Linked DNA regions of Homo sapiens: region 1 is linked to region 2. A link is an interaction called in ENCODE POLR2A ChIA-PET data of the cell type or tissue named here. Cell type or tissue: IMR-90. All regions are shown on one strand. Links, peaks and the distances in the headings refer to the core of each region. The heading gives the core; the rest is flanking DNA.

The links. Peaks named below come from ENCODE experiments on the same cell type or tissue, not always from the same donor. Only the 100,000 strongest peaks of a DNase experiment are listed, where the experiment ranks them.
Region 1: POLR2A ChIA-PET joins it to region 2 with 13 read pairs; 1 of 35 experiments calls an interaction of 5 or more read pairs at or near these places.

The regions. Positions count from the first base shown.
Region 1 is chr7:82,030,180-82,041,531 of GRCh38, forward strand. CACNA2D1 (calcium voltage-gated channel auxiliary subunit alpha2delta 1) reads right to left here. Exons shown (of 39, transcript NM_000722.4): 11 at 7,898-8,056; 12 at 2,618-2,722. Among named protein-coding and RNA genes, the nearest start is that of CACNA2D1-AS1, 27 kb to the left of the region's middle. In IMR-90, for the core only: no CTCF peak of the experiment used is centred there; a DNase peak (open chromatin) is centred at 6,502; H3K27ac peaks cover 1,319 bases.
Region 2 is chr7:81,722,449-81,732,988 of GRCh38, forward strand. It overlaps HGF (hepatocyte growth factor), which reads right to left. Exons shown (of 18, transcript NM_000601.6): 8 at 7,157-7,331; 9 at 3,442-3,569. Among named protein-coding and RNA genes, the nearest start is that of HGF, 42 kb to the right of the region's middle. In IMR-90, for the core only: no CTCF peak of the experiment used is centred there; DNase peaks (open chromatin) are centred at 2,783 and 3,503; H3K27ac peaks cover 2,909 bases.

The sequences.
Region 1 (11,352 bases), core at 3,608-8,607, 310 kb after region 2:
TTAGATTGGACATTTTTAGGATCCATACATAGAAAAGAAGCTTTAAACCCATAAATTCTTCACTAATTCAACCAACTGAACAATTTGTGAAAATAGTGGATGGAATACATTTACTTTCCTTATAACATAAAACTTTGTGTGTTTAAAAAAAAGAAAAAGATCAAATTAATGATATGCCTCCAAGACACTATGTGTTAATCCTGGATGTATAGAGAATTCCGAAACAGGAAAAAAAAAAACAAAAAACACCACATTTCTGAATTTACATGAAAGCAACTTGTTCTTATTTATATACTTTTAGTTAAATCCACCTGAAAAAACCTTTATACTCTTTTAAAATCGGATATATCTCATGCACAAATTTGAACACAGAATGTAAAATTCATTGCCATCTTTGAGTCAAAAACTTTTCATTTTTGAAATAAAGTATGTAGAGGTGAACAAGATTCCTAGTGGTTGCTTTGGATGATTACATAATGAAAGGAAAAAAATGATTTATTTACACTTAGTACCTATTAAAATGATATAAGTAGTGGCTTGCACTTATATACTTCTATCACAAAATAGTATACTTAAAATTATGACAAATATAAGATGCTAAAAAGTCCCTTCCAATTATCAGAGTAAGATTAATTTGTAAATTTTTGAGATAGTACATTTTATATTAATAGAATTGAATTTTGTGTTAAACTTTTGTTATATTTGAGTTCTTCAAAATAAGGAAATGCTAGATTATTTAAAATATGTGAAAGCAGCATATTCCTTGCCCCCAGTTATATTTTATAATTATAAATCTGTCCTGTAACAGCACTCATGCTTCCAACCTCTGTTACGTATTCTCAATTTATTTGTTGTGATGTATTAGGAACTATCACTGGATCTGTGCTCTGGGCTGCATGCCTAAAGTTCACAGTTAAACAGGACACTGTCCCAATACTGTAGATTTTTTTTTTTTAATCCAGAGAGGAACAGAGGAGAGATGCCATGGGTAGAGTACAGAGTGAAGGATATGTATATGGCTTTGCACAGTGTGCTATGGGATCAGAGGCCAAGCATCTAAAGGAGCCTACAGTGGCAAGGAGGTTCAGGGACATCTTCCAGGTGGTGAGGATTACCCTGAATTTTGATTAAGGAGTAAGAGTTATTAAATAAAGATATGCACATATTAGTTAATGCATCTGGATATTCCCATTCATTTCTGATGATTTCTTTGAAAGAAATATTCGTAGAATCTAGTTATCACTTGAAAATATTCACAATCTATTAACAGCTCAGTTCATTTATCAACTTTTCAAAAGTGGTTCCTCTATGCTATTAAAATCACCAGATGCTAAACAAAAACCAAAAGATGTACCCTTAAACCTTACATTAAACTGTATGACACTGTAGTACATGCAGTAAGCAGAGTTTAATTAATTTGAAATTATATGTGTATTATTTCAGTCTTTTGATCATTTTCAAATACTCATAGGCCGAAAATTTTAGCACCTAGAGTATCTTAAAGGGTTCCAAAAATTTTCATCAAACTGTTCGCCATTATTCACAATATTTTGTCACCAAACCATCTGAACATATTCATTTTTGTCTCGCTTTTCAACACCCAATCCATGTGTGTTCCTCAAGCACATATAAAACAATCCATTAGAGCTAGCAATAACCACACCTTTCAAAATGGTGAAAATTCCAATCAGAAGCAAAGTGAATGGGCATTTTACCCTGCAGAGTCTTCTTATATATAAATGTATGATTTTTGTAGAAATTTTTGAAACACCAGAAAGAGTTTATAATTTCTCATTACTTTTTAAATGAATCATTAGCATTTTAGGAAACCAGGTTGAGAATCACAGTATTCTTACAAAATGTGGAGTGTTGGTCAGAAAATTGAAATAAGCTGATAATAGGACGGCTAGAAAAAGTAGTTAGAGTTTTGATTGAAGCTGATATTCCTCCACAGTATCAGGTTCAATGAGGTCCCTCTCTGTAATACTCTTCCCTTATAGTAAAACATACATTCAAATATATTCCAACTACAAACACTAATCTTCACAGTCTTCATTTGCTTATGAAATGCTTTCTTTTAATACATTATACCTATAAAAGGATTTGTCTTCATCTTTTCTTGAAAGGAATCAGTTTTCAAATGAGGATGTAGTTTTTGCTGTTGTAAACTGCCTTTTTGTAAATTTACAAAACAATACTTAGACATTTTTTGAGTATTTAGGAAATTTGAGTATTACTGCAATCTTTAATAATTAAATAATATAATAAATTTTATCCAATAAACCTTAAAGTTTAAAATTTTTCCTATTTTACCATTCCTTTGATTTCTCTATTTTAATAACATTTTATTTACAATCTATGCATAAGAATAAAATAGGACCCATACATATACTTTATTAACATATTAGGCATGAGTTGCTTGTGAATATGATATAAATATTATACTTAACAGCTCTCTAATACACCTATTAGTTTATAATCTATGATTCATATGGCTTTATAATTGGCACAATCAGGTTTTAAATCAAAAATTCTCCCCTCACTACCACTACCCACTATCTCTTTAAAAACCACCTAGATCATTATTAAAATTTAAATATTATAAAATTACACTCACTTTTTTATCTTTATTGTATTTGTTAAATATCTCCTGGGCTCTCTCTTCTCCTCCATCCGTGAATAGCATAATAATCTTATTGCAGTTTGCTCTGGAAACATTATACTGTTAAAAACAAAACCAAACAAAACAATATGCGTATTATTCACAATAAAAGAGAAAATAAAGCTATATGGAACGAGCATGAGCAGGTTGCAAGTAATTAATGAAATATCTGCTCACAAAATATATTCTAAGAACTGGTTCCTGGATCAGTTCAGGCCCACCCCCTTCACCAGGCCTTCCCCTCACCACCCAGATAACCATAAGTCTATCTCACTTCCTTCAGTCTTTGATCATACGCCACTTTATCATGAGGTGATTACTCACAACTATGTTTTAAATTGCAGTCTCCCTCCAAGATAGTATGTTTCTTCATAGCATTTTACTTTCTTTTATATACATATTTTATTTTCTTGTTTGTTTATTGTTGGTATCCCCCAACAGAATGTAAGCTACATAAGGGAAGGAAGCTTTGTCTTTTTTGCTCAAAGACTTCTTTGTCCCTCCATAGAAGACTGCCTAGCACATAATAAAATCTCAGTAGTTTATTAAAAAAATGAGCTTTTAATAAATGTCAATTTTATGCACATATGATTTTATAGTATAAACAAAAAATAACATTAATTTAAAATGTGTATCTTCAATCCACTTTCAAATAAGTGTTTTCTTCCCTCTTTATTCATTCTACTTTATTCACTTCACATGTTTGAAATCACAAATCCTAACACTGGTCACCTAAAATGCAATGCTCTTTTGTTCCTTTGTAAATGCTGATACCTATTCCCAGGATGTCCTCTTATCCTCTCTCAACCAACCACACATATTCTAATCCTGAAAGACTCAAGTCCATGGTAAATCTTCTTACACTTTAAGGTCTCCAAAAGAGTTAGATATGGGAGAATGATGGATTAGCACCAAAGGGCCATTAAAATGAACAATTAATTTAGAAAGCTGGACTTCTCCGAGGTCCAAAATTATTATCTTAACTTTTCTACTGTTGTGAAATGTGTTTGCTTTAAATGCTGAGAATAAAAGATCACACTAATTTATGAATGCTCAGCTTCTTTGAAAATGTCAACCCTAGGTTCAGTGCTGTCCAAAAGAAATATAACATGAGCCTCATATGGAACTTTAAATTTTCTAATAACTACTTTAAGGGGAGTAATAAGAAATATCTGACATTAATCCTAATAATATATTTTCTTTAACCCAGTCATCCAAAATATTAATCAATATTAGGTATCAATCAATATTGAGATGTTATACAGCTTTTTCTTCCATAAGTCTTCAAACTTCAGTATGCATTTTATACTTACACAACATATCATTTCAGATCAGCCACCTTTCAAGTGCTCACTAGCCACCTGTGATTGTTGTTACCATATTGTACAGCATGGCACAGCCCTGGCTTTTAAATGACTAATATTTTTTAAAAATTATTTTTTCTTTAGTGTTCTAAGTCATTGAAGGTCCATGCTCTACCTTATTTTTTCAAAGAAGATAAAACCCATTTTCCCTTGTGAAAATTAATAAATACAACGTTTTTCTTTATTAATGAAAAGATCCTGTTTCAGGTCATCTCATTCCATGGACTCAGCCATTAGAACATTGGCAGTAAAAGCTTTTAATCAAACATTGTGAAAGCACAAGTATTAACTAATATAATTTGTCACTTTCAACATGGCTGTTATCTTTGAAGGTAACCTATCTGAAAATCTGACTACACAAAAAGTTGCCTATTTTATCATCAAAATAGTTTTGTGAAACATGCCTCAAATCCCTTAACTAAAATTAGTTTCTCTAGTGATTTGTCTTTTTTATCTGCATGTGTAAAATAGTCAAAATAATATGTACCTAAAGAACTATCCTGTAAAAATGTTAAACAAAACCATAGGACATGGTTTTGTTTTTGAAGTACTGAAAGTACTATTATTGGATGCAAATATCAATGTAAATCAACACATTAGGTCTTGCTGATCATTTGTATACTTACGTAAATAAAATTATAACAACATTTCCCGAGAGAGAGATGTTAGGGCATACACAAAAGAAGGAATATGGGGAAAATAAAGAAATTGTTTTGCCTTCAACATGATTTTTCCTAGGAGTAGCCTCTCAGGACTTGTGGTGGAGCCAAGTACATAATAGCAAATTTTCCATGCATTTGCAATTATCTAAAGAATCACACAGCGACAACAATTAACTGGCTTTGAACAAATTAAGCCAAAAAAACAAGATTGTTTCAATAAAATTACAATTAGTAGAGTTGGTAACTTACTTTAATATGGTAGTTTGCTGTATTTCTGTGTGCCAGTATATAGCACAGCATCTATCATATATACACTCTATATAAAGTTTTTTTGAAAAATGCATATATATGGTAATATTTTATGAAATGGTACCTGAAGATTAATTCAAATCTAAATGTAAGTTTTACTTTGGGACTGATATGTCTAATGCTATTTAATACTTGCTTCAGTGATCTTAAAGGTAAATGCTGCGAGGACAAAAAAAAAACCAGAATGGCATTTGAGCAATAAGATGACTGGAAGTGTTTGAAAGAAAACACAATATGCTTCAAATTATTTTAACATAAAGAATTTCAATATATATGTGGGATGTATGGAAAGTAAAACACATTAGACTTACTTAGGGAACAACTGGGACCATATTTTAAAAATCACTACAATTGTAGCAGTTATAAAGGCAGCAGGAGAGGCCAATAGGAGTTAAATCATATTTTATCAGCAACTAGTAATAAATCTGGAAGTTAATGTGGCCTCTCTAGTGAGGCTACCTCTGAAATTGTACTTTACACTTGAAACTCCTGATCATTTCACAACTGAAACCTAAACAGGAGGCAATGAAGTGAGGGGAAAAAAAATACTAAGAAGAATAATTAAAATGCCAAGATCAAGGAAACTCAATTATTGACTTAAGCAAAAAATAATTTTTATCAAAAACAACCATATTCCTTTACTAGAGGAAGGATACATCTTAATCTAACGGTTAATTACAGTACAATTTTGTAGTTTTGAGCTTTTAATTTTTATTAATGAACATACAACATTTAACAAACATATGCATCTCACCACACATTATTTCCCTTGGAAATAGCAGGGCTGCACATCTCTGATTTTCTGTCTTCTTAATCTAACGGTGTCTATTAAATAACATGACCTCAAATTCAACATATCTGAAACTGAGCTATTTCTACCCCCACATTTCCTCTATGTGTGTTCCTGTGCAATCATCTACTTACTAGTTCAGTTCAGAGAATGTAGAGTCACCTAAGCCCCTCTCACTCTGCAACCCAGCCCACACCACTTAATCAGTTCCCATGCCATGCTCCTTAATAGCTCCTCACTTCTATTCCCACACCAGCATCTCTACGAATACCTTCCTTAACTTAGAACACTCCAAGGCCATACTATAAAGTTTTCCTTTGCCCCTAAACACTTCCTTAACTGATACCTCATGGCCTTTCCATTTCCATCAAGTTCCTATATTGCTCATGTCCCAACTATGCCAGCCATCTGCAATTTTTTACTGTGCTATGTTGTGTCACACTTCTGTGATTTGTCTAAAATATGCTCCTTTTTCTGAAATAATTTTCCCTTCCTCTACCTACCTAAGTTCTAATCATTCTTCAAAACCTCATTTTCACGGAAATGCCACACTTTTCCTGACCTCCTTTGAGGAGCTGGGCCCATCCTCTGTGCTGTCCCAGGGAACACGCTAAATATCCTGTAATGGCACTTGCACACTGTTCTGTGGATGATGATTTAGCACTCAGAGCAGCTGGTCCTGTTTACTTCTATAATTCCAGCACCAGCACTATGACAGGAAATGGTGATGCATTCAATAAATTTTGGCTGAATGAATAAATGAATCACCCAATTGGATATCTCAAAAACTATTTAGAATATTCACTCAGGAACAACAAACTCATATTTGCATAAAGATCAAATATAAGAGTTCATTCAGTGATTCAGCAAATATTAACAGACATTATGATCTGACTTTTTACCAGATGTGGGCTAGTAATTACAGCAATAATGACCATGACTCCAATACCACCCAGCAACCTACACCTGCGTGTGGTTTGCTACATGCCAGGTTCCGTGGACAATCTTATGCACAATTCTCTGAGGTACATGTCATAGTGACCTCTAATGCATACAAGTGGAAACCAAGGTGCAGAGAAGTAAGGTTCCTACTCTCAAACATGATAATAATATTGCCTAGTAAGAAATAAAATAATTGAACAATGGTCCCTGCTTTTAAGTAACTCAAAGTGAAATAGAGGGCAAGGCAATTTAAAAACACTAGTCCACAGTATGAGACACACACTATAAGGCTGGAAGCGGTAGCTCATGCCTGTAATCCCAGCACATTGGGAGGCCAAGGCGGGTGGATCACCTGGGGTCAGAAGTTCAACACCAGCTTGGCCAACATGGTGAAACCCCGTCTCTACTAAAAATACAAAAATTAGCTGGGCATGGTGGCGGGTGCCTGTAATCCCAGCTACTTGGGAGGCTGAGGCAGGAAAATCGCTTGCACCCAGGAAGCGGAGGTTGCAACGAGCCAAGATCGTGCCACTGCACTCCAGCCTAGGTGACAAGAGTGAAACTCCATTTCAAAAAAAAAAAAGACACATGCTATAACATGGGGCAATAAGCACGCCAGTATCTGACAGTCTAGACACTGATGAGTGATTGTGGGGAATCCTCACTCAGAAAGAATTCCTGCTCCGGGAGTTGCATTTCTGTTCATCTTAATGTCTACCATTTGGAACTTTCTGTACATTTTAGGAACAATTTAAAGACCCAAACTAGATGTTTAAAACTAAAATGTTCTCAGTAACCATTTGATGATTGAAAGTGCAAGGTTACAGATAAATACTGTGGTGATTGAGATAAGAAAAAGTAATGATATTCTATATAGGCCAATTAAGTTTCAAGTGCTTATTCAAAATTAAATTATTTCCTTATAAATTTTTTTAAAACATAGATAAAAAATATCAAAAACTTAAAAATCTACATTTTAGATGCCTTTTGAATTTTAAATTCAAAGATAAAAATAGTTCAAAGGTTTCTTCTGCCTGCACACATCTGTGTTTTAAATAAATGAAAAACAGCACTATCTAATCCCAGAGAGTAGTAACTATCAGAATATTGAAATTCAGATACTACAATTGAACAACAACAACAACAAAAGACATAGCATGATACTTACATTAAGCAGCTGTTCAAAAGCAAAACTAAAGCCCTTCTTATAATCTGTAATTCCTTTGGCTGTGATATTATTCACCGCGTCTTTCAACACTTTTTTATTTCTTACATTTGCTTGGACAAGGTGCTGAAAACAGCTTACATCCTGAGCATTGCTGTTAAACTGCAAAAGATTAAAAAGTAAATATATAAATGAACATTAAAATCAACCATATAGTTTTCATAGAATTTGTGTTTGATACTCCTAAACGGTATTGCATTGCTTACTCTTTCAAATGGAAAAGTGAGTAGGCTGGTGACAAAGGTGCATTAAGAAACCAATGGCTATTTTCATCTGAGCTACCAACCCATACTGGAACGCTGAGTCTGCTGCTTATATTCCCGAAGCCTGCTTTCCCTGCTTATAAATTTGAGAATTAAATTATATGACATCCCTTCTAGTTCTCAAATTTAATGAGCATGTAGAAAAAATAATCCAAAGCAATGAAATAGATGCAGGATCCAGAAATGATATGGGATGCTTGCCCTGGTTGTGTGGACATGTTAAATATTTTCATTGCCTCTTATTAGGAAAGACTGGTTGGAAAAGTAATACACTGAATAACATGAATCAATGTTTAGTCATTTTGAAATCTGATGGTACTGTCTTTCTACAGAGGCTAACAGAGGAAAGCAATCTGAATCAAGAACAACTGGTAGCCTTTTAGAAATATCACTTTAGAGGTTACTAAAGAGTGCCAGGGGAACCTTGGAGGCAAGGTGATGGAGCCCTGAACAGCAGAGAGGCTGTGGGAGAGAAAACATCAACTCCAACGATAACTGCCCAAAATGGAAAATTTAAGAACGATCATCAAAGTAACTTCGTCAACCCCATAAAAAATATTCACATCGTTCCCTGGATATTTCCAAAAAGAAAGAACAATAGGAATGCTGCAACAAAATCCAGGATAAGAGGATGAGTGGAGTCATCCAATCATTTATTAACTCTGTAATTTGTGAAAGTTATTCAGGCTCTTGGCACCTAAACTGTCACATCTGCAGAATGGGAATAATAAAAAAAAGCATATTTGCCAGAAAAAAGGGACTGGCCAGATAAAATGTTAAAGATATTTTCACATCAAAAACATATACTTATTTTAATGAGTGGGTCATAAGTTATTACATATTCTTGCAAATATAATTCATCATTTTTTTCTCTGAAGATCACTGAACGTAATTATAAGGTACATTGCACAGTTCATCAGTTTATTAAGCAAATATTTACTAGCAGCCTATTATATGCCAAGAATCATGGCAGGTAGTAGTTTTATGCTTTCAGACATAATTATCTGCACACACAAAAATACCATAAATATATAAACAGTTATATAGTGTCTACTATGTGCTGCATTTACTACATATTCTACAAATGTAAATCATTTCGTCTTTGCAAATGCTCTGCAAGATAAACATTATCATTATCCCCATTTTATCTACGAAAAAAACTCATCCTGCATTGCCTCTCAATATAGTATAATAAATTATGATTCATTCTATAAAGCAATATAATATTATGCTCTAGAAGACAATATCAGGAGAGGCATTTCTAATTTGGACTGCAAACATTTGAAAGAAAATTCTCCTAAGAAAAGGCATTTCCTGTGATTCCAGAGAAATGTTCCAGTGAAGAGCACAAAGGAAGAACATTCCAAGCAAACAGAACAACATGTGCAAAGGCCCTCACATGGAGACAAAAGAAGCCTTTTTAAGAAAACATAAAGAGAGTGAGTTTAGCTCGGTCTCATAGGAGGACAAAAGACATAAAATGAGTTCAGAGAGGGAGGCAAGGGCTAGATCATGTGGAGTCTAATGGAAATGCTGAAGATGATTTTATTTTCTGTGAAATGGAAAGTCACTGGAAGATCTTAAGCCAAATGTAAAATAATTGAATCTGGAATTTTAAGAGTGCATCCTAGCTGCTGTGTGGAAAATGGACTTGAGATGAGCACAATATAAAGCAGGGAGAGTAATCAGAAGGCTTTGCAGTAACCTAGCTGAAAATACATAGTGGTTTTGTTATTTGTGGAGATGGTTAGAAAGGGAAGAATTCAGGAGGTATTTCTGAGAAAGAATCAAATAGGACTTGGTGGTGGATTTAGCAGGAGGATGCATAACAGAGCGGTATCTTCAATAACTGCCAGGTTTCTGACATGGGCATCTGGAAGGATAGAGGACTGGAGGGATGACTGGTTCAGGGATAATTGAGGAATAGAGAAGAGAAGCACAGAGTTCAATTTAGGGTGAGGTTTCAATACATGTGAGATATGCAAGTGTACATGTCAAGAAATGATAACATTTAAAGCATGAGGCTCAAAAGAAGTCTTGGCTAAATAATTTATTCAAAAAAAAAAAAAAAAAAACAGAAGGCTTCAGGAAAAAAAAATGGTTTAAAGCCATAGGAAAACAAAACAAAAAAAAGTAGAGTAGAATAGCAGTCCCTGAGAAAACTAAGTAAGAGCAAGTTTCCATGGAAACAGGAGAGAAATCAGGAGATTGGACTGTTTTGGATGAGAGAAAAATGTGTCAAAAGGAAGACACTGTGTGGAGACAGGGAAGATGGGGACTTAAAACTGCCCAGTAGGGCCGGGCACAGTGGTTCAGACCAGTAATCCCAGCATTTTGGGAGGCCAAGACGGGTGGATCACCTGAGGTCGGGAGTTTGAGACCAGCCTGACCAACATGGAGAAACCCCGTCTCTACTAAAAAATACAAAATTAGCCAGGTGTGGTGGTGCATGCTTGTAATGCCAGCTACTCATGAGGCTGAGGCAGGAGAATCACTTGAACCAGGGAGGCGGAGGTTGCAGTGAGCCAAGATCACGCCATTGCACTCCAGCCTGGGCAACAAGAGCGAAACTCCATCTCAGAAAAACACAACAAAACAAAACAAACAAAAAAATGCCTGGTGAACTCATCCACATTATGTAGGCAGCCTTGGGTTGGGGGGGTGGGGAGGGCAGAACGAATGGACAGCAGGAGCATCTGAATGCAGGCAAATCTGCAAAGTGCCTTGGCTGGATGCAGAGCTGGAAAACAGGGTGGCATCTGTAGGGTAGACTGGGGGTCAAGAAAAGTCTATTTTAAAGCTAGGGGTCACTCAAGCATAAGAAGACTGGTGTTAAAGAGAGAAGGAAGAAAAAGATGCAGGAAATAGAAGAGAGGTAAAAAATAAAGCTCGTCGAAAGGTAGGGACAGATGGATCCAGGTGACACACAGAGGAATGGCCCTTTAGGAAAATGCACATCAACTTCATTATTCTAGGAAAGAAGAGTGGAAGCTGACCGAGCCAGGTGGTATGTGGATTTGGATGATGATAGTTACTGTCTGTGGCATTTGTCTCCTTTAACAATGAGGCAAGATGATCAGGATAATGAGAGGAGAAGGAAGGCTTAGAGAAAAGAAAAAACAAGAGGTAAAATGT
Region 2 (10,540 bases), core at 588-5,587:
GCCACTGCGCCCGGCCATATTGTTCATATTTTTAATCAAAAGAAATGTAGTCAGAAATCAAGTTCTTCAAAAAATATAAGTTGGTCAGGCGCGGTGGCTCACACCTGTAATCTCAGCACTTTGGGAGGATGAGGCAGGTGGATCACTTGAGGTCAGGAGTTCAAGACCAGCCTGGTCAACATGGTGAAACCCCATTTCTACCAAAAATATAAAAAATTAGCTGGGTGTGGTGGCGTGTGCCTGTAATCCCAGCTACTCAGGAGGCTGAGGCAGGAGAATTGCTTGAACCCCAGAGGCAGAGGTTGCAATGAGCCAAGATCATGCCACTGCAATCCAGCCTGGGCGACAGAGCGAGATTCTGTCTCAAAAAAAAAAAAAAAAAAGAAATTTAAAAAGGTATATATATATATATATGTTGCATTGCAAATTTAAAAAGAATTATTCTACTTTTAAAAATATTCTATACTTTTAAATAATACCGAACGTTTTTAAAGTGACTTTTTATATTTAACATTCTTAATTTTTATATGAATGAAAACTGTACATTTGACTATGAAAGGTCATCTGCAAATTTACATCAACGTTAAGATTTTATGCTGGGAAAAATAACTAATGGGTACTAGCCTTAGTACCCGGGCGATGAAATTGTCTGTACAACAAACCCCCATAACACAAGTTTACCTATGTAACAAACCTACACATACATTCCAAAAAAGTAAAGAATGGAAAATACTCAAGAGCCATAAACAAGAAACTAATGAAATTGTCTACTTGCAATGGTGAGTAGAAAGTAGAAATGGAATGGCATGGAAGCAAGAGAAGAGGACACTTCTCTGAATTTACCCTTTCATATAGTATTTACTATTATCCAATGTTAAGGTTTTAAATATTCAAAAACTAATATCCAGAAAGATGAAAATAAAGACAGAAATATGCCTATGGATATATCAAATGTATACCATTAATACAGAGCAAGAAAATCCAGATGATTTTTGGTTACAATTTTCTGACTGTATATACTCTCATTAGAATATATTTTAAGACTGAAATAACTGTAAATACATTTTATGATATTGATATAAATATTTAAATTATATTGTTTACTGCCTTAAGTATACAATATATAGTATATATAATATGTAGTGTTTTATCAACATTTTAAAGAAATTCTGTAATTTCAGTTTTCATTTTTCTTTAATAGTGTTTTTAATATCCAGTTGGAAGAATATTTATATATATATTAATTCAGATGTTGCAAGATTTGAAAAATGTTTCCACTCATCTAACTATATGTAGAACTTATATTTTCTGTTTTATGGAGAAGGATAAGAGTAACATCTTTCATATATATATATAGATAGATATACACACATATAGATATATATACACATATATATATATCTGTGTGTGTAGATTTATATCTATAGAAAAATACCTAGATCTAAGTAGATAGATCTATCTGTAGATATATCTGTATTTGAGAATTTAGGCAAGTTACTTAAATTCCATAAAACTAATATTTTCACCTATGAATGAATGATCTGATAAGCAATAACATGTTTACCCTCCAGAATCCAAAATTTTCATATTCTATTACCTGATCCTTTTTAAGTGACGTATATGTATATAAAATATCTTAATACACACCAAAGGTTTATCAAATAATTGTTTTCCTTTATCACTCACAAATTATTAACAAATGTTCAAGTAAATGAGACAGGAACACAGAAGACTCAGCTGGTACCAAACTTCCCTTAATCATTGGCTTCAACTTTATTTCTAACTGATCCTTAAAGGAACAGTGAAATTGACTGAAAAGGGACTCATCCCCTCTTCCCTCTACAACTCTATTTTCAGAGTTGCTCGTGAAGAATGACACTGTGGAAAAAGTTAAAGGATAGAAGTATGCCTAGGGCAGTAGGTCTATGAGATGGAGCTTTAAATTTGGCTTGGGATTTCAAGGATGATTTAGGGCTAACCACGATCATGACCATCACAATTAAGTCTATGTGAAATAGAACATGATCATTTAAAAAGGATAACTCTCAATTTACTATACATCAGTAATTCCCAGGATTCAACTTTATTATTAATATTTAACAAATTATTTCTTTGAAAAATCTACCTTTTAAAAAAATTATTTTACGTTCATGGGTACATAGGTAGGTTTGTTATATGTAAATTGTGTGTCACCGGGGTTGGGTGCATAGATTATTTTGCATGCATATGCATGCATGTTTCTTTATGGTAGAATGATGTATATTCCTTTGGGTATACACCCAGTAATGGGATTGCTGTGTTGAATGGTAGTTGTGTTTTAAGTTTTTTGAGAAATCTCCATGTGGCTGAATCAATTTACATTCCCAACAGGGGGATATAAGCATTTCCTTTTCTCAGCAACCTCACCATCATCTATTATTTTTTGACTTAAAAATCTATTTCAATCTGATTTTACTACCGCTCCCTGAGGCAGTTATCTTCAATGGCATCTATGTTTCCAAATGCAATGGTGATTTCCCTCAAACCCCACCATTATCCAGCAGCTACACTGCTAACAACCAGGGTCAAGTCACTCCCATCTGTAGTCTGAATTACTGAAACAACCACTTCATTGGTTCTCCTGTTTTAACCCTTGTCAAGAATTCTAGCTATTTTCCGAAATGCAGCCAGAGTGATCCAGTTAAAACTTAGTCAGATTGTGTAATTTCTCCCTTCAGAGAAGAGTCCTAAGAGTCCTTTCTCTTTCAGAGCAAAAGGGCAAACAATTCCTGAAAGGCTGATGCAATTTTAGCCCAATTGCCTCTCTAATCTCATCTCCTACTACTCTTCATCTTACTTATTTTGTACTAGCTATAGTGATGTGCTTATTTATTTAACTTTCCCAGAACTCCCTCATCTCACACCATTTGCATTTGCAGTTTTCTTTATCTAGAATACTCTTACACATATATGTGCATGGCACATGCTGCTCCCTCACTGCCCTTGGGTCCTTCTTATATGTTAAGCAAGTAAGATCTTATAGCAAGTAAGATCTTCCCTGAACATTAAAATATAAAAGAGCAGCACCCCTCTTTTCTAACTCTGCGACATTTTTCTCTCTACTGCTTATGACAAACTACTGTAATATTCCCATTCTCATTTTTATTTTGCTTATTTTCTATCAGTTGAATATTAGCTCCAGGGGGTCAGATAGCTTAGTTTTGTTTACTGGTATATCTCCAAGGCTTAGAACTGTGGCTGTCAGTAGCATACACTCAGCTAAATAAATAAATCTTGAGTGAATAAACATAAGAAAAATCCAGCTTCAAACTTGGTGATTTTGTTTGCAAGCCAGCAAAACCAGTGCAGCAAGAAGTAGATCTTATGCTGTAAAATGTGTCCTCCCTTTAGGCATTTCCCCTGAATTTAATCATGCCCACCCTGCAGAATGTCAGCTATTACCTTGTCCATGTGACATATCACAGTTTGGAATTTGGGAGCAGTAGCCAACTCGGATGTTTGGATCAGTGGTAAAACACCAGGGTGATTCAGACCCATCTGGATTTCGGCAGTAATTTTCTCGTAGGTCCCTATTGAGAATAAGCATGTTAATGTAAATTGCCGGAGTTCTTACGTTGGTGAAGTCAGCGCTATTACATTTCTAGAATTCTAGAATGTATGCATGTTTATAAATAGAGTTCTAACTTTTTGGACTCAGAATAGCTATAACAATTTAATATTCAGTATACATAACTGACTCTGCCCAAATTACTGAAATAAATGCTGTCATATGTTAATATTTTTTTCCTTCCACAGGCCTAGAGTTTCACCCAAACATTACTGCTTCATAAAAGAGAGAAACGGTACCGCTGCATTCTTCTCACTCAGTCTTAAGATTGAGACTCTCAATTGGTACCATTTCAAAACATTGGCCTGTTATTTATTACATGTTCATGGCCCACATATTGTGTAGAAACAACACATATCTCTCTTTGTGGAAGAAAGGTTATTATCAATAGTAATTAATTACTCTCATTTAAAATGGAAGTTCAATCTATTCAAATATGTGCCACAAAAATATGATAGCTATTTTTCCTTGAGTTCTGCATTTCTTTGATTTATTTAATTTGATGCATTGATTTATTTTAATTACAAAGCAATTATTTATTGATTTAGAGAGGTTACCTAAAATCTTTATATATATTTCTGTAAAATTAAGGCCCAGTTATACTATAGAAAAACGAACTATAGAACACATTTTCAATGTAGTACACGTATATTCTTCATTTTACCAGTATTTTAATTAGAAATTTAGAGTTCCTAATAAGAAAAAAATCTATGCTAATATTCTCTGTATGTAGAAGACTTTTAATGGTTTTCTATCAATATAAATAAGGTTCACATTAAATAAAATATGGATTTCATAATAAATAAAATTTATTAAATATGCTAATTTTAAATAAGTAGGTGCTTTCATTTCATAGATTCCTTTTTAATAACTATATTAATATTCAATCTTTTGGAAACCACAGTATTTGTATCACTTAGGTCCAATTAGAAGTACTATTATACAATTATCTTAATATCCAAATGGACCATTCGAAACTGAGGTTTTTTTTTTGTTTTTTTTTTAAACAGAGTCTCGTTCTGTCGCCCAAGCTGGAGTGCAGTGGCGTGATATCGGCTCACTGCAAGCTCCGCCTCCCAGGTTCACGCCATTCTCCTGCCTCAGCCTCCCGAGTAGCTGGGATTACAGGTGCCTGCCACCACGCCCGGCTAATTGTTTTTTTTTTTTTTAGTAGAGACAGGGTTTCACCGTGTTAGCCAGGATGGTCTCAATCTCCTGACCTGGTGATCTGCCCACCTTGGCCTCCCAAAGTGTGGGAATTACAGGCATGAGCCACCGCACCCGGCCGAAACTGAGAAATTTTTAAGGAAGAAGCTTGTGTTGGGTTAGAAAGTCAATAAGTATTAGTCTTATCTCATCAAAGTAAGTCCTGACACAAACTATTATTTAAGGATATGAGAACATCGGCCACCAATAATTAAAGCCACTGTATAGTTAAGTGTTCATAACCCATATTCAAACCTTTAGCCTTCTTATAAAATTATTAACTGGAATAGATGAGACAAGCAATTTATACTTACATTTTTAAAAAAAATCTATGTCAGTATAAAATATGTGTGTTAAATTTTACATGAACTTTGCATACACTTTGGTTTTATTTTCTATTATTTGGTAGAGATGGAGTCACCCTTTGTTGCCCAGGCTGGTCTTGAACTCCTGACCTCAAGCCATCCTCCCGTCTCATCCTCCCAAAGTTCTGGATTGTTCATTTAGACAAGCTAATTAAGTGAAGATCGAGGGCTATCAAAGTCTTAGTTTGGACTGACTTTAACATCTGTATTAGAAGCACCTCAATCAATAATCTAGATTAAGCAAGAATGAAAGTCAAGATTTGCCCAGATATTTTTACTAGGTCCTTACTTTTCACTTGAAGAAAGGATGGTTTACAATTACTAAAGTAAATTGATGATTTTATGATTCATGTCGATTCATCACAGGCAGTGTTGTTCAGTTACAGTGTTCCAAAGATTGCCATTTTTAAGGTCTCAGTACTGGGGCAAGTGGGCAAGTAATATTTCATGTTTAATGTTTAATAGAGACACGTGACCAGTACGCCCCCTCACTACTGGATCACAAATAGTAAATGGTAAATCAATGTCCTGAGAAAAATGTTGAATCAGATTTTATCAGTTTTATAACACCGCACAAGCTTTGTTTCTTAATACTTATGTTTGGTTATTTAAAACAAATAACAAAATTAAGAAAAGATGGCTTAAATTCTACCAAGATATAACAGGTAACTTCTGATACTTAAGCTTCACTTGTGAAGTCTGTGAATTAAATGTTTATATCCATTCTGTTTTTCTTACAGATGAATTTCACTAGGTATCTTTACGTACACAATTTCTTATTGGGTATTACTAGTCATTAGAAGTTAACAAAAATGTGAATGGCAGTGACACTATCTCCTTTGTCCCTTATAACTAATATTTTCTCTGTTTCTTTGTTTTTTCTACTTTGATATGTATTTCTCAGGTGTGAAACCCATGGGTCACGAATAGAGAGTGAATTGCTGTGATGGAAATGAGGGAAATAAACCCAGCATGACAACTGTCAATTTTGTTATTGTAAACTAATGGGAAAAAATCTTAGATTAATATTTACTATTTAAACAAATAAATTACAGAACTAGCTAAAGCTTGTGCATGCACACACACACATACAACACAAATCTCCCCTCTCCTATGGCGGATGGGCCAACTAGTGCTCATAGCTCTTCATTCAGAAATGTTAGGCTGTCTTATTAAAAGCCAATTACATAAAGCCAATATATGTTATTTATAGGTGCTATTTCAGAAAAGCCACTATGAATGATGTGTGTTATTAATTTCAAAAGCAATCACTTTATGTTCCTCATAACAAGGTGGACAATTTAAAAACACATGGCATTGTGTCTGTGCCTGTCTGCAAAAGTCAAATGGTGTGAAAAGTACCCATAGAGAATGCACAAAACAACTATGTAATTGATACTCAAGGGCAGTTTCTTTGGCTTGAGTCATCTACACAATTGATTTGCTTCCCCACTTTTCAAAGCAAATCCAGAAACAACTGAACACATTCATTTAAGCTTTGAAAAATTATTTTATTCACAGATCTTTAAGGCTAATAACTCTTCAGTGGTAGGCCTTTTCTTTCCATTCTTTCGAAAGGAAAAATGTGTAATCCTCCCAAAGCTAATACGAAAATTTAAGAAGGCAGTATTTTGAAACATGCCTGGCTGCCATGACTATTAACTGATTTACTAAACAGACCCAGAAGAGCAAAACTGTGATCAGAAATCCACCTAGGGATGTGTTTCCCAAAGCATAGTGAATCTACCCTCTGGATCTGAACCACCTAGGGTCCTTAATGAAATGCATATTTGAGGACCAAATCCCAGATTAAGAGAATCAAAATCTCTGAGTGGAGGTGTAATCTGCCTTTTAACTCCTGATTATCACTGGGCACGCTGAAGTTTGATCACTAACACAAAATTAGTAAAAAGTAACCACTCTACCTCATTTTCCCCAGGGCCTACTGAAATGTATAACATTTGCCTACTTTACTCACTTGCACTTGAAATTTTCAGGAGTCATGTCATGCTCGTGAGGATACTGAGAATCCCAACGCTGACATGGAATTCCATTCCAAATGGTATTGACAGTGCCCCTGTAGCCTTCTCCTTGACCTTGGATGCATTCAGTTGTTTCCAAAGGAACATCAGTGTCATTCATAGTATTGTCAGCTATTGGCAAAAAACAACAACAAAAAAAAACTTATATAAAATCTTTGAAGATGTCATTTGCCTCTTAGAGTTCATTGGCATTTGTATTAGCAGATTTTTTTTTCTGTTACTTATAAGCTTTTATAATAATTGAGTGGAATAAGAAATTTAACTTAACATTATTACTAACTTCATTCCAATTTTCCTTTCATTCAAATCCTAAATTAGTTTTTTCTTGAAAAGTTACTTAAATGCATTTTACCTCCACATGTATAACTTATATATGCTGAATATATAGTGTTTCTGAAATGACTATACAATTATTTCTAAAATCAGCTTGCTTATAAGTACATACAAAGTGGTAATGAAATTAACCATAATTTTCCTCCAATATAATACATATATTCTGGCCAGGTATGGTGGCTTATGCCTGTAATCCCAGCACTTTGGGAAGCTGAGGTGGGTGGATCACCTGAGGTCAGGAGTTTAAGACCAGCCTGGCCAACATGGTGAAACCCCATCTCTACTAAAAATACAAAAAAAATTAGCCAGGAGTGGTGGTGGCAGGTGCCTGTAATCCCAGCTACTTGGGAGGCTGAGCCAGGAAAACGGCTTGAACTCAGGAAGTGGAGGTTGCAGTGAGCCAAGATCGTGCCATTGCACTCCAGCCTGGGCAAGAAGAGTGAAAGTCTGTCTCAAAAAATAAATTAAATAAATAAATAAATTCTAAGCTAACATGTTAAATATATTTTTAGTCATCTTGTTGACAATAAAGAAAAAATCAGTTATTCCTAGGAAGATCTATCTCCTGCTTTTTTTCCTAGTCCAACTTCAATGCTTACTATACGTCATGAAGATTTGAAACCCTCAGTCACTAAGTAATAAAAGTATAAAATTAAATTTTTACCACAATTTGGTCTCTCTCTCTCTCTGTAATGTTTAGTCAATCAAAATGTAACTCAAAACATTCCAGAGCAACTAAAATTCATATATCTTCTTAAAACATACATGAAAATGTTTATGGTTTGATAAAAGTGTAAACTTCCCAGCTACCTTTACAATCTAAATGGCCATTCAAGATGCCTCTGGATGAAACTCAAGTTGGCAGCCTCTAGGACAGTTTAAGATTTGAGTAAATTTCATTGATTTATCCATTTTGGAATTGGATGTACCACTGTACGAAGGACAGGCCAGAATTAGACATGCTTTCAGTGACTAGGGATGCCTATGAAAGTTTTCTATAGTTAATAGTGTAAATATTTTTAATAGCTTTTAAATTTCATCTAAACACCTCTCTCATACAAACCATTTCTACCTTATGTAGTTAGTTGAATGCTTTATTTCATTGCATTCTATGAGCTAACCTAGGCAAACTAAACAATAGCTTATGTTTAGAGTTATTCTACGAAGCTTTGTGAAGAAAGGGAAAACATTACCTTAATGACTACCCTAATTACTGAAATAAGTTGTACTGTGCAAATTTTCAGTAAATTCCTTTTAAATAACTTTATTGCAGCCCATTTAAAAAGTGTTTCAATGTTTTGTATATCTGCTTCAGAGAATAGAAATATGACTCAGAAATATCCAAACTTAAAAAGAAACTCAAATGAAGATGAAAAATGTTCAGTAATTGACCCATAAAGTGGTAACTGAGAGCTGATAGCCTAGAGAATTCATCTATATTGATATTGATGATATATATTGATTTTAGGAAGAACAAAAATTATTGGACTTGGGGAAATGGCTTGTATAGAAAAAGTTGATGCTGATTATGCAAGTCTTTTATAATTTCAATACTATCCAAAGGTCTTTGGTGAAATACAAAATAAGATGGATTTCATAGGTCCTAAGGAACTATATTTCATCAATATAAATGCCATTAAGTTACTCTATTTCTGACTATTTGAATTAACTGTTAAATGATATGAGGAAACTGAATGTATGGGGAAAGTCTTAAAAGGTGATAACTCTAAAACAGGTACAAGGTCAAGTTTGTACTGCTATATTTCATATCTAGTTATAAAACTGATGGGAAAGGAGACAAAAATAAATGTCCTTGGGCATCTATCAGTTCATTAGCTTAACATGCTAAAAGAAAATTTGGGGGCACAAGCTCTTGGGCAGCAAACTTGTGACCTCAGTCAGGACTAAGTCCTGACAATGGAAGGGAGTTCAGAGTTAGAACAGCCAGTGTAAACACACTTCCACTAATCTCATAGACTTCATTGTCTGCCTCAGGTACCTCAACTCTTTTACTTTCCTACTTAATTGTATGTGATTTATTTTGATTATTTACTACTGAGCCATTCTTCTCAAGCACTACTCTTATGCTGTGCACATAACTCACAGATCCAGTCTTGATGAGTCCAGGTGTCAATCAGTGCCATCTTTGGCTAGATATGGGTCCATCCATTGCATCTCACTGAGAAACTAGTTCAAGGCTCAGTCCATGAAAAATTAACCCACCACTCCTCGGACACAAGTATGATTTGCCAGATACCAATCAAGACAATAAATAAAATGAATATAATATTCAGATATGATTAAGGATTCGAACATTGTTGAAATTTCTAAATATGGAAGCAGCTTCAAAAGGCTGTTTGTTTCCTCTACTATGTGAAGGTAACTTCCTACTGTAAGGATATGCCTGGGTAGGGGTGAGAGAGTAAAATTTTCTGTCTACATTGTCAACGTAAGATTAAATACCAACTATCATTTCTAGAGCATGTTATTAGTCAAGGGTGATTCGAATTTCTAAGTAATTTTTCCAAAAATAACATTTTAAAGTTACACTCTTACAGAAATGACCCATGATAGTTACAATCTGAAGCAATACTTAGACCCTTAAACTCAGACACAAGTGGAAATATACCTTATAAAAATGGAGACAGTAAGGTAGACATAGGTTATCACAATTCATTAAAAAATCAATATTTGGCAGGTGCAATGAGCAACTATAAGCAATCACGTGATAATCAGGAAATATTAAGAGGAATGATAAAAGGTAAATACTGATAAAGGCTAAACATATTCCTAATTTGAGAGCAAATTTTGAAATTTTAAGAACCTCTGTGAAATGAAAGATCTATATTACCAAAACCCCAAGTCAAAGAAACGCCTACTTGCTTTAAAATATACAGGAAAATAGTTCACTGCTGATTTATCCACTAAAACTTCAATGTCAATTCAGACATGCATTGTTAGTGCTAATTCTCTACTTCAGCTGGAGG